Regions from separate parts of the Homo sapiens genome. Here region 1 is linked to region 2. A link is an interaction called in ENCODE POLR2A ChIA-PET data of the cell type or tissue named here. Cell type or tissue: B cell. All regions are shown on one strand. Each heading gives the region's core, and the rest is flanking DNA. Links, peaks and the distances in the headings are about the cores only. Region 1 holds the start of MIR192 (microRNA 192). Region 2 overlaps MARK2 (microtubule affinity regulating kinase 2).

The links. ChIA-PET counts read pairs that join two places held together with the same protein. Peaks named below come from ENCODE experiments on the same cell type or tissue, not always from the same donor. Only the 100,000 strongest peaks of a DNase experiment are listed, where the experiment ranks them.
Region 1: POLR2A ChIA-PET joins it to region 2 with 10 read pairs; 2 of 35 experiments call an interaction of 5 or more read pairs at or near these places.

What each region holds. Positions count from the first base shown.
Region 1 is chr11:64,885,890-64,891,267 of GRCh38, reverse strand. MIR194-2HG (MIR194-2 host gene) reads left to right here. Exons shown (of 3, transcript NR_133640.1): 3 at 1,928-2,810. MIR192 (microRNA 192) reads left to right here and starts at 22; the gene lies at 22-131. RefSeq lists a silencer at 3,113-3,472 and an enhancer at 3,306-3,876. In B cell, for the core only: a CTCF peak has its summit at 3,212 (motif pointing right); a DNase peak (open chromatin) is centred at 3,197; H3K4me3 peaks cover 420 bases; H3K27ac peaks cover 766 bases.
Region 2 is chr11:63,854,788-63,860,165 of GRCh38, reverse strand. All of the region lies in intron 1 of MARK2 (microtubule affinity regulating kinase 2), which reads right to left. Among named protein-coding and RNA genes, the nearest start is that of MARK2, 18 kb to the right of the region's middle. In B cell, for the core only: no CTCF peak of the experiment used is centred there; no DNase peak of the experiment used is centred there; H3K27ac peaks cover 555 bases.

The DNA.
Region 1 (5,378 bases), core at 79-5,078, 1.0 Mb before region 2:
GTGGAGGGCTGTCGGTGGGCTGCCGAGACCGAGTGCACAGGGCTCTGACCTATGAATTGACAGCCAGTGCTCTCGTCTCCCCTCTGGCTGCCAATTCCATAGGTCACAGGTATGTTCGCCTCAATGCCAGCCACCAGGACCTGCAGGGATAGGGGAGGGCCGGGGGTGTCCAGCAGTCAGCAGAGATCCTGCGACCCCAGTGCAGCACTCATGGTCCCACCTCCCTCTGTCTCATTCCCCGTGAATGAGCCTGAACAGCTTCAGTCCTGCCCCTGCCCTGCCTGCCCTGTGGCACCTCTATGCTTTGCCCATGCTGTTCCCTTGGGCTGCAATACTCTTCCTAGCTTATTTGCCAGGCTCACTCTTACTAACCCTTTCAAGCTCTGTCCAAGCATTTGCTGCCTCCAGAAGGCCTTATTGAAGCTTCTAAGTCCCCACCTGGGCACCCCCACACAGTGCTGCCGCAGAGCACTGCCCTCTCGGAGCCCCGGTGCTGGTTTCTGCTTATGTCTCGCTCCTCTCCCCATCTGTGAGCTCAGTTCCCAGCCCAGGCGCGTGCCCAATAAATGTTTGCTGAACCAATCCTGAGCCTCTGTCTTGCACCCTGAGGAAGCACCCACCGACATGCAGTGTGGCCAAGGGGGGCTGAGTGCTCTAGGCCCAGTGTTTGTGCTGGAGCCCCCCCACCCAGGATGGGGCCCTGAGCCAGCCTCCCCATCTGCTTCCTACTCTCCCCTCCTTTGCCAGTCTCATCTCCCTGGAGCACAGCCCTGTGGTTGGTGGAGCAGCTTCTCCAGCCCCTAGGATTCCTAAGAGGGCCCAGGACCCCAGCTGCTGGTAGAGGAAGAGCAGCCAACCCAGGACAGGACAGCTGACCCCACCCCTGTCCCGCCTCCCACAACAGCCTCATTTCCACCTATTTCTTTGTGGTGTTTGTTTGTTTGTTTTGAGACAGAGTCTTGCTCTGTTGCCCAGGCTGGAATGCAACAGGCTTCCTCCCAGGAGGAAGCCTCCCCTCCTGGCATGATCTCAGCTCACTGCAACCTCTGCCTCCTGGGTTCAAGCGATTCTCCTGCCTCAGCCTCCCAAATAGCTGAGATTACAGGCATGCACCACCATGCCCAGCTAATTTTTGTGTTTTTAGTAGAGACTGGGTTTCACCATGTTGGCCAGGCTGGTCTCGAACTCCTGACCTCAGATAATCTGCCCACCTCGGCCTCCCAGAGTGCCGGGATTATAGGTGTGAGCCACCGCGCCCAGCCCCACCTGTTTCTTATACAACGGGGTTCTGAGGAAATTTTCCTTTTTTTTTTTTTTTTTTTTTGAGACAGGGTCTTGCTCGCTTTGTCACCCAGGCTGGAGCGCAGTGGTACAATCACAGCTTGCTGCAGCCTCCACCTGCCAGGGCTCACACAGTCCTCCCATCTCAGCCTCCCAAATAGCTGTGACTACAGGCACGTGCCACCATGCCTGGTTAATTTTTGTATTTTTCGTAGAGATGGGGTTTCACCATGTTGCCCAGGCTGGTCTCAAATTCCTGGCCTCAAGCAGTCCTGCCTCAGCCCCCCAAACTGCTGGGATTACAGGCATGAGCCACTGTGCCCTGTCAGAATTTTTCATTTGAATAAAAAGGTTTCTGGTACTACAAAATAAAATTTGTAAAATGGGAAATAGAGACCTAGGAATAAATGTCAAATTGCTTAATAACAGGCGTTGGCTATTGAGCCCTTTCTGTCTGCTGGGCACGCACATCCAGGACCTGGTCCTCCTGGCATCCATCATGAACCTGTTTGGGACAGGAGGACACAGGCTCAGAGAGGGTGCACATTTGCTGAAGTCACAGAGCAAGTTGGACCTTCTCCTGGGGACTGTAGGCAGCCAACAAACATCTGGCCCCTAAGACACTGTCTCTCTCCCCTTCCCACAGGCAGCTCTGCTCACACTGTCCTGGCTGCTCTGAATCCCTGGGCCCCGATTGGCCCCTGCCGTGGCCCAGCTCAGCAACCCCTCCCTGCAGACCATCCCATGACTCTGCAGGCGCTGCTCCCCTCTCTGCCCACACCCCGGCTTCGTGGGCCTCTCCCGCCACCCTTATCTCATTCCCTACAGAGTTAAGGAGCCCTGTGTGCTTATCTAATCCTGTGCTAGTTTCAGACTCCTTGAGGGCAAGGTCCATGACTTACTCATCCTCCCTGGCTGCTTCCCCCACCCACCAGCATAGTAGGTGTTCAGGATACATGGGCTGGATGGTAGGGCCCTGGACTCTAACCCTCTTGGGGCTGTCAGGCCTCAGACTCAGAGCACTGGCATAGGGTGAAAGGGGAGCAGACAGCAGCCACCCTGCCCTGGGGGTCCTCCTGCATCTGCCTCTGCAGAGCACTGCGATCCCACAAAGGCCTGCGAGGGCTATTGGAGACCTGTTCCAATGCATGAGCAAGGCGGATCCAGCACCCTCCCCCAGCTCCTTGAGCCCACTGACCTGTGTCCTTTACCCAGCAGGCCCTGGGCCCATGCACATTTCCCTGGCCTGGGTCTCACCTCCAACCCCTCTCAGAACTCCTCAAGACCTGCCCAAGGGTCACTCCCTCGCGGACACCTGCCTGGCCCCCCGCCCCGCCCCCCATTACCCCACTCACTGGCTCCCTGGATGCTCTGTGGCTGGGATGTTAGCGCCCCCATCATGCCCCATCACCCACACCGGGCTATTTCCCCCACCAGCCTGAAAGCCCCCAGGAGTGGCGGCCACTGACTTTTTTCCTGTAGCCTCAGACTCAAAGGAGGCACTTAATAAATGCACACAGAAGGACTGACCTTGTGCATGAGCAAAGTTGCTTAGGGAGGGAGCCTAGACACAGTGGGGCGGTCAGCACAGAGCTGGCGGTGGGAGGCCTCAGTAGTATTGTCTTTGTCCCATCGTCCACACCACACGTGTGTGAAACGCTACGCTGACAGAGGCCCTGAGAGGTTGTGCAGATTGACCGTACGCCAGCCTCAGAGAGAGAAGGCCCAGGCGGGGAGGAGTAAAGCCTCCCTGGGAGAGGTGAGTGTGAGGTCGGCGTTTGCTGAGGTGAACCCCAGAAACAGGTCGTGATCACTGGAGGAGGAAGGAATGCCAGGGGCAAAGATGCAGAAACCGGACGGAGGCGCGGGGCGGGCGGGGACAGCTTCCTCTTCTGCAAGGCTTACTCCCGGTGGCCACCACTAGGGGGCGCCCCGGGCACCCCTCCCAAGCGGGGCGGGGCCAACCCTCCCCACCGCGCGGCTCCCAAGGCCTGGGGGAGCAGCCCCTGGGTTCGCCTTCCCCGGGCCGCCTAGAACTGCGCCTGGCCTGGCCAGGACACTGTCCTGGGCCTAGGGCACAGCCCAGGTGCCAGCGTCCTACACACAGTTGCGGGTCCCAGGCGCGCACTGCCTTACCCAAGGTGGCCCTGGTGGGGCTCTTCCCGCTGTGGTGTGTATAAAACATCACTGTATAATGTATATTCATAGAATTCACAATGAGTCCCCATGTAACAACCTGCAGAGCCCCCAAATATGCCCTTCCAGGTCCCCCCCGCCCATGGTCAGCACAGTTCTGAGTGTTAAGGTAATCACTTCCTCTCCTTTCTCTGGGATTTACTACCCCGTACACTTTCCCAAACAGTCTGCGAGCATTTTGTCTGGCTTTCTTGTTATTAATGTAAATGGAATCACGGTGCCGTGTCTGGCTGAGTCTCATGCAGTTGATGGAGCCGAAGCTTCTTCACTCTTGTTCACTGCTGTATAGTGAAGAGAACACTTGGGGTTATTATGAGCGCTGTTATTATGAGCACTGTTGGGATTATAATGAGTATTGTAATGCACAGATTCTACTGCAGGGTGCTTCTCCAGCAGGGGCTGTCAGGTCATGGAGTGGTGGACCTAACACTGGACCAGGCCACATGGTGTGCCTAATAAAGGACAGCTGGGTACAGGCCTTTTTTTGATTTTGTTTTTCTTTTTTTTTTTGAGACGGAGTCTCATTCTGTTGCCCAGGAATGCAGTGGCTTGATCTCAGCTCACTGCAAGCTCTGCCTCCCGGGTTCAAACGATTCTCCCGCCTCAGCCTCCCGAGTAGCGGGGATTACAGGCACCCACCACCATGCCCAGCTAATTTTTGTATTTTAGTAGAGATGGGGTTTCACCATGTTGGCCAGGCTGGTCTTGAGCTCCTAATCCCAGGGGATCTGCCCACCTCGGCCTCTCAAAGTTCTGAGATTACAGGCGTGAGCCACCGTGCCCGGCTGTCTTTCTGTTTTTCTTTTTGACAATGATGACAGCTTCAGAAAAGTTGCAAGAAAAGTACGAACAACATCCATATACTGTTTATTTTGATTCATTGACAGTTAACACTTTGCAATTATATATATATACACATATTTATATATATACATATATATACACATATTTATATATATACATATATATACACATATTTATATATATACATATATATACACATATTTATATATATATACATATATATATATACACATATTTATATATATATACATATATATACACATATTTATATATATATATACATATATATACATATTTATATATATATATATACACATATATATATATTTTTTGAGACGGAGTTTCTCTCTTATTGCCCAGGCTGGAGTGCAATAGCGCTCACTGCAACCTCCGCCTCCCAGGTTCAAGCAATTCTCCTGCCTCAGCCTCCCGAGTAGCTGGGATTACAGGCATGCGCCACCACACCTGGCTAATTTTTGTATTTTTAGTAGAGACGGGGTTTCTCCATGTTGGTCAGGGTGTTCTCGAACTCCCGACCTCAGGTGATCTGCCCGCCTCGGCCTCCCAAAGTGCTGGGATTACAGGCATGAGCCACCATACCCGGCCTGCAATAATATTTGCTCCCTTTTCTCTCTCTCTCTCTGTCTGGCACCCACATACACACATACACACACACATATTTTCTGAACCACGGGAGAGTAAGTTACATAAGTCCTAGCCCTTTACCCTTAAATATTTCAACATGTATCTCCTAAGAAAAATGACATTTCTTACGCAACCACAAGACAAGTACCAAATTCAGGCCTGATGACAGTGATGCAATGCTATTATCTAACGTACAGTCCACTTTCAAATGTCTCTGATTGTCCCAGTCTGCCAGGACCACGCTTCACATCTGGTGTCAGCTCTCCTCAGTCTTCTTTAATCCAGAACCATCCTCAGCCTTTCTTTGTTTTTCAAGACCTTGATATTTTTGAAGAGTCTAGATCAGTTGTTTTGTAGAGTGTTTCTCATCTTTTTCTCTCCATTTCCCCCCAATTAAACAAGTCAAGTACATCCATTATATACATTTGGACAACATAGAAAAGTAAATAAAA
Region 2 (5,378 bases), core at 186-5,185:
GCTATGGAAATTGGAGAATGAGTATATGCAAAAGAACAAAGTTGAGAATTACAGGGTAGTTTACAGATTATATACTACTACAATTTTCCCTGTCACTTAAGGACTTGTCAAGGAAATACAAAGTTCACACACTGCTACAAACACTCCAAATAAACCTACCTCTTACAGGAAAAATAAAGTATACCTACATAACAGTGGGGTTTACAGGTATGTTTCATTAAGAAACAAGGGTTAGAGGCCGGATGTGGTGGCTCATGACTGTCATCCCAGTACTTTAGGAGGCCACGGCAGGTGGATCACCAGGTCAAGAGTTGAAGACCAGCCTGGCCATCATGGCAAAATCCTGTCTCTACTAAAAATACAAAAATAAGCCGGGCATGGTGGCACGCACCCGTAGTTCCAGCTACTCGGGAGGCCGAGGCAGGAGATTTGCTTGAATCTGGGAGGTGGAGGCTGCAGTGAGCTGAGATCCGGCCACCGCACTCCAGCCTGGGCGACAGAGTGGGACTCTGTCTCGAAAAAAAAAAAGAAAGATAGAAATAGGGGTTAGCCCAGGCATGGGCTTGTGCCTGTAATCCTAGTACTTTGGGAGGCCAAGGTGGGTGGATCACGAGGTCAGGAATTCAAGACCAGCCTGGCCAACATGGTGAAACCCTTTCTCTACTAAAAATACAAAAATTAACCGGGTATACTGGCGGGCACCTGCAATCCCAGCTACTCAGGAGGCTGAGGCAGGAGAATTGCTTGAACCTGTGAGGCGGAGGGTTGCCGTGGGCCGAGATCGTGCCACTGCACTCCAGCCTGCGTGACAGAGCAGGACTCCTTCTCGGGGAAAAAAAAAAAAAAGAAATAAACAGGTTAAAAAGAGTCAAGTACAAAAGGAAAAGAAACAAAAAGAAACAAAGTATGTCAGGTCTCAAGCCACCCAGGGAATAGACTATTGAGTGTCTGGCCTTAGTGACTGCAGCCTACCAGCTCTCAGCTATTGTAGGCACCAAGGTTCTTCAAGGATAGAAGCTGTGTAAGCGTTGCAGTTTTCAAATTTGGAACTGACCAATAGCCAACATATAAGTTAAAAAAAAAACAAAAAAACACAAACCTACCTCATAATAAAACACAAACCTCATAATAAAATCCAAGTAAGCCAAATGATCTTTTTAATGGAATAAAAAAACATAAAGTAATGCTATGTATTCAAAGGAGGAAATGAGCCAACTTTGGCCAAGGTCCATCAGGTCACTGAGAACCAGCTTCCTCAGCTAGAACAACTGAAAACCAAGACAGCAAGTGCCTTCCTGAGGCCCAGCCAGGGCCCCAGAAATTGCAAAACAGAGGCTCATTATGAGGTCATAGCAAGTAATCAACCAATCGAGGACAGGGATTATCAGTCCTATCTCTGTTTACAAAAGAGTTCTCACACTGTCTGGAATCCCTTTACTCTTACTGATGACGTCAAATGGCTTTCTTCATGTGGGTGATAGCTACTGATATTTATTGTATTAAAATTAAAACTGGCCAGGCACAGTGGCTCAGGCCTGTAATCCCAGCACTTTAGGAGGCAGAGGCAGGTGGATCACGAGGTCAGGAGTTCGAGACCAGCCTGAACAACATGGTGAAAACCCTATCTCTACTAAAAGTACAAAAATTAGCCGGGTGTGGTGGCGCATGCCTGTAATCCCAGCTACTCAAGAGGCTGAGGCAGGAGAATCACTTGAACCTGGGAGGTTGCAGGGAGTGGAGATCGTGCCATTGCACTCCAGCCTGGGTGATAGAGTGAGACACTGTCTCAAAAAAAAAAATTACAACTGAGAAAATGTTACACTATTAACTCATGTAAAATTATATTACAGGGCCAGGCACAGTGGCTCATGCCCGTAATCCTAGCACTTTGGGAGGCCGAGGCAGGCAGATCAATTGAAGCCAGGAGCCTAGCCAACATGGCAAAACCCTGTCTCTACTAAAAATACAAAAATGAGCCAAGTGTGGTGCTGTGCACCTGTAATCCCAGCTAGTTGGGAGGCTGAGGCACAAGAATCGCTTGATCCCAGGAGGCAGAGGTTGTAGTGAGCTGAGATGGTGCCACTGCACTCCACCCTGGGTGACAAAGCAAAACTCCATCTCAAAAAACAAAACAAAACAATAATAACGATGATAATATAGCCAGGCACAATGGCTCATGTCTATAATCCCAGCACTCTGGGAGGCTGAGATGAGAGGATTGCTTGAGCCTGGGAGGTTGAGACTGCAATGAGCCGAGATCATGCCATTCCACTCTAACCCGGGTGACAGAATGAGAACTTGTCTCAAAAAATAAAAAAATAAAAAAAAAATGTATCAACCAAAGTCATGGAGAACCAAACCAAGTTTTGTCTACAACCATGATTCTTACAGTTTTTGGTTTCAGGACTCTTTGCATTTTGAAAAATAACTGAACACCCAGAAGCTTTTGTTTATATGAATTTTATCTATCAGTATTTACTATATTAGAAATTCAAGTGAGGAAAAATTTAAATATGTATCAATTCATTTAACAGAACATGAGTAAACTCATTACATGTAAACATAAATGACTTATTTTTAATAAAAAACTTATTTTCCAAACCACAACTAAATATATACCAAAGGAAGTCTACCTGATGAACTAATCTTATAATGCAATCAAAACAAAACAGCTGACCAAAAAACAGGCTGGGGCGGTGGCTCATGCCTGTAATCCCAGCACTTTGGGAGGCCAAGGCAGGCAGATCACCTGAGGTAAGGAGTTCGAGACCAGCCTGACCAACATGGAGACCAGCCTGACCAACATGGAGAAACCCCGTCTCTACTAAAATGCAAAAATCACTTGGTGGCAAGTGCCTATAATCCCAGCTACTGGGAAGGCAGAGGCAGGAGAACTGCTTGAACCTGGGAGGTGGAAGTTGCAGTGAGCCAACATCGTGCCACCACACTCCACCCTGGGTGATAAAGTGAGGCTGTCTCAAAAAACAACAAATACTAACAAATTAAAGAAAGAAAACGAACAAAAAGGAAATGAGTATAAAAACTGAAAAATTTAGGCCGGGCGTGGTGGCTCATGCCTGCAATCCCAGCACTTTGGGAGGCCGAGGCGGGCGGATCATGAGGTCAGGAGATCGAGACCATCCTGGCTAACACGGTGAAACCCCATCTCTAATAAAAATACAAAAAATTAGCCGGGCATGGTGGGGGGCGCCTGTAGTCCCTCCCAGCTACTCGGGAGGCTGAGGCAGGAGAATGGCGTGAACCCGGGAGGCAGAGCTTGCAGTGAGCCGAGATGGCGCCACTGCACTCCAGCCTGGGCGAGAGAGTGAGAGAGCGAGAGAGCGAGAGAGACTTTGTCTCAAAAAAAAAAAAAAAAAAAAAAAAAAAAAAAAAAAAACATGAAAAATTTAAAAATGGAAAAAAATGAGAAAAATAAAAAACAAGACAGGTTGCAGTGGCTCATACCTGTAATCCTAGCTCTTTGGGAGGCCGAGGTTGGCGGATCACTTAGGCCAGGAGTTCGAGACCAGCCTGGCCAACATGGCGAAACACTGTCTCTACTAAATATACAAAAATTAGCCGGGTGTGGTAGCGCACACCTGTAATCTCAGCTACTTGGGAGGCGGAGGTGGGAGGATCAACTGAGCCTGGAGAGGTCAAGGCTGCAATGAGCTGAGATCACGCCACTGCACTCCAGCCTGGGCAACAGAGTAAGACTCTGTTTCAAAATAAATAAACCAACAATAAAGAAATTAAAAGGGAAAATGAGAAAAAAATTTAAGAAATAAAGAAAAAAGGGGAGAAAAAGAATAAACAAGCCATATATTTAAAAAAAAAAAAAAAACAAAAAAAAAAAACCCACAGGGCCAGTGGTGTATGTATCAGAAGGAGGAAATCAGTTATCTTTGGTCAAAGTCCCTCACATCACAGAGAACTAGCTTCTGGAACCAGAAGGACTGCAAACCAAAGTACTGAATGCCTCTTTGAGGCCCAGGCAGGGATTATACTGGGGCTGGGAACCAGCAAAACAAGAGCTCCTTATGAAGTCAAAGCAAGTAACCAACCAACCGATCAAGACAAGGGCCCCATGTTTTGTCTGCTACCGTGGTTTTCTCACCTTTGGTCTCAAGAACTCTTTATATGCTTAAAAAATTATTGAGGACTACACAGCTATCTTATTAGAAATTGAAACTAATTTTAAAAAATATTTATTAATCCATTCAAGATCATAAATCCACATGTTTATGCTAATAATCTTTTTAAAATAAAAAACCTGTATTTTCCAAAACAAAATGAAATTTCACCACAAGAGTAGCAGTGCTTTACATTCTTGCACATCTCTTTAATGTCTGGCTTAATGAAAGACAGCTGACTTCTCTCTGCTTCCACATTCAATGTGTTTTCATAAGTTGTTTTGGTTGAAACATATGAAGAAAATCTCACTTCACAGAGACATGTAGTTGAAAAATAGAGTTCAACAGCCTTTCAGATACTGAGGATTTTCTTCTTTGATACTACACCAAAATTCAACAAGTGGTAGTTTTTAAAGGCTAGTTGCAATGTGGAACCTGAAATTTTATCAAGGAACATTTCATATACTTTTACATTAGTCATCCTGCACTGTTTTTTTTTTTTTTTGTTTTTGAAATAAGGTCTCACTCTGTTGCCCAGGCTGGGGTACAGTGGCACAATCACAACTTACTACAGCCTTGACCTTGGGCTCAAGAGATCTTCTCGCCTCAGCCTCCTGAGTGGTTAGGACTGCAGGTGCATATCACCATGCTTAGCTAATTTTTTAAACATTTTAGCAGAGATGATGAGGTCTTGCCATGTTGCAGAGGCTGGTCTTGAACTTCTGACCTCAAGCGATCCTCCCTCCTCAGCTTCCCAAAGTGCTGACATTACAGGCGTGAGCCACCATGCCTGGCCTCGTCCTGCACTTTGAATGGCTCTTTTACCCACTAGCAATCTGGAAAATATTTCTTCACTGAATTGTGCAGAATTTCCAAACACTGACGTTTCACACAATGTCAAAAAATCACATTCATTAATTTTACTACCAATCTCGGAAAAGTTTTAGCAGACACAAGTTTTCCAAAATTCTAATTTTCACTTGAAAACTTGAATTTTATCACTGGCAACAATGACAGGCTCACTTTGTTCATTTTCATAAAATGTCCATATGAACAACTCTAGTTTGTCCATCAGTTGTTCTTTCAAGAAAAAATTATGATCCCTGCAGCTGGTTCAGCTCCAACACATGTGCTTTCCTCAAGTTTGGCATACAGCAGCAATGCCTCATGAATACTTTGTATTTCCTCACTTGGAATACCCTTTTTTTTTTTTTTTTTTTGGGATGGTGTCTCGCTGTTGTTGGT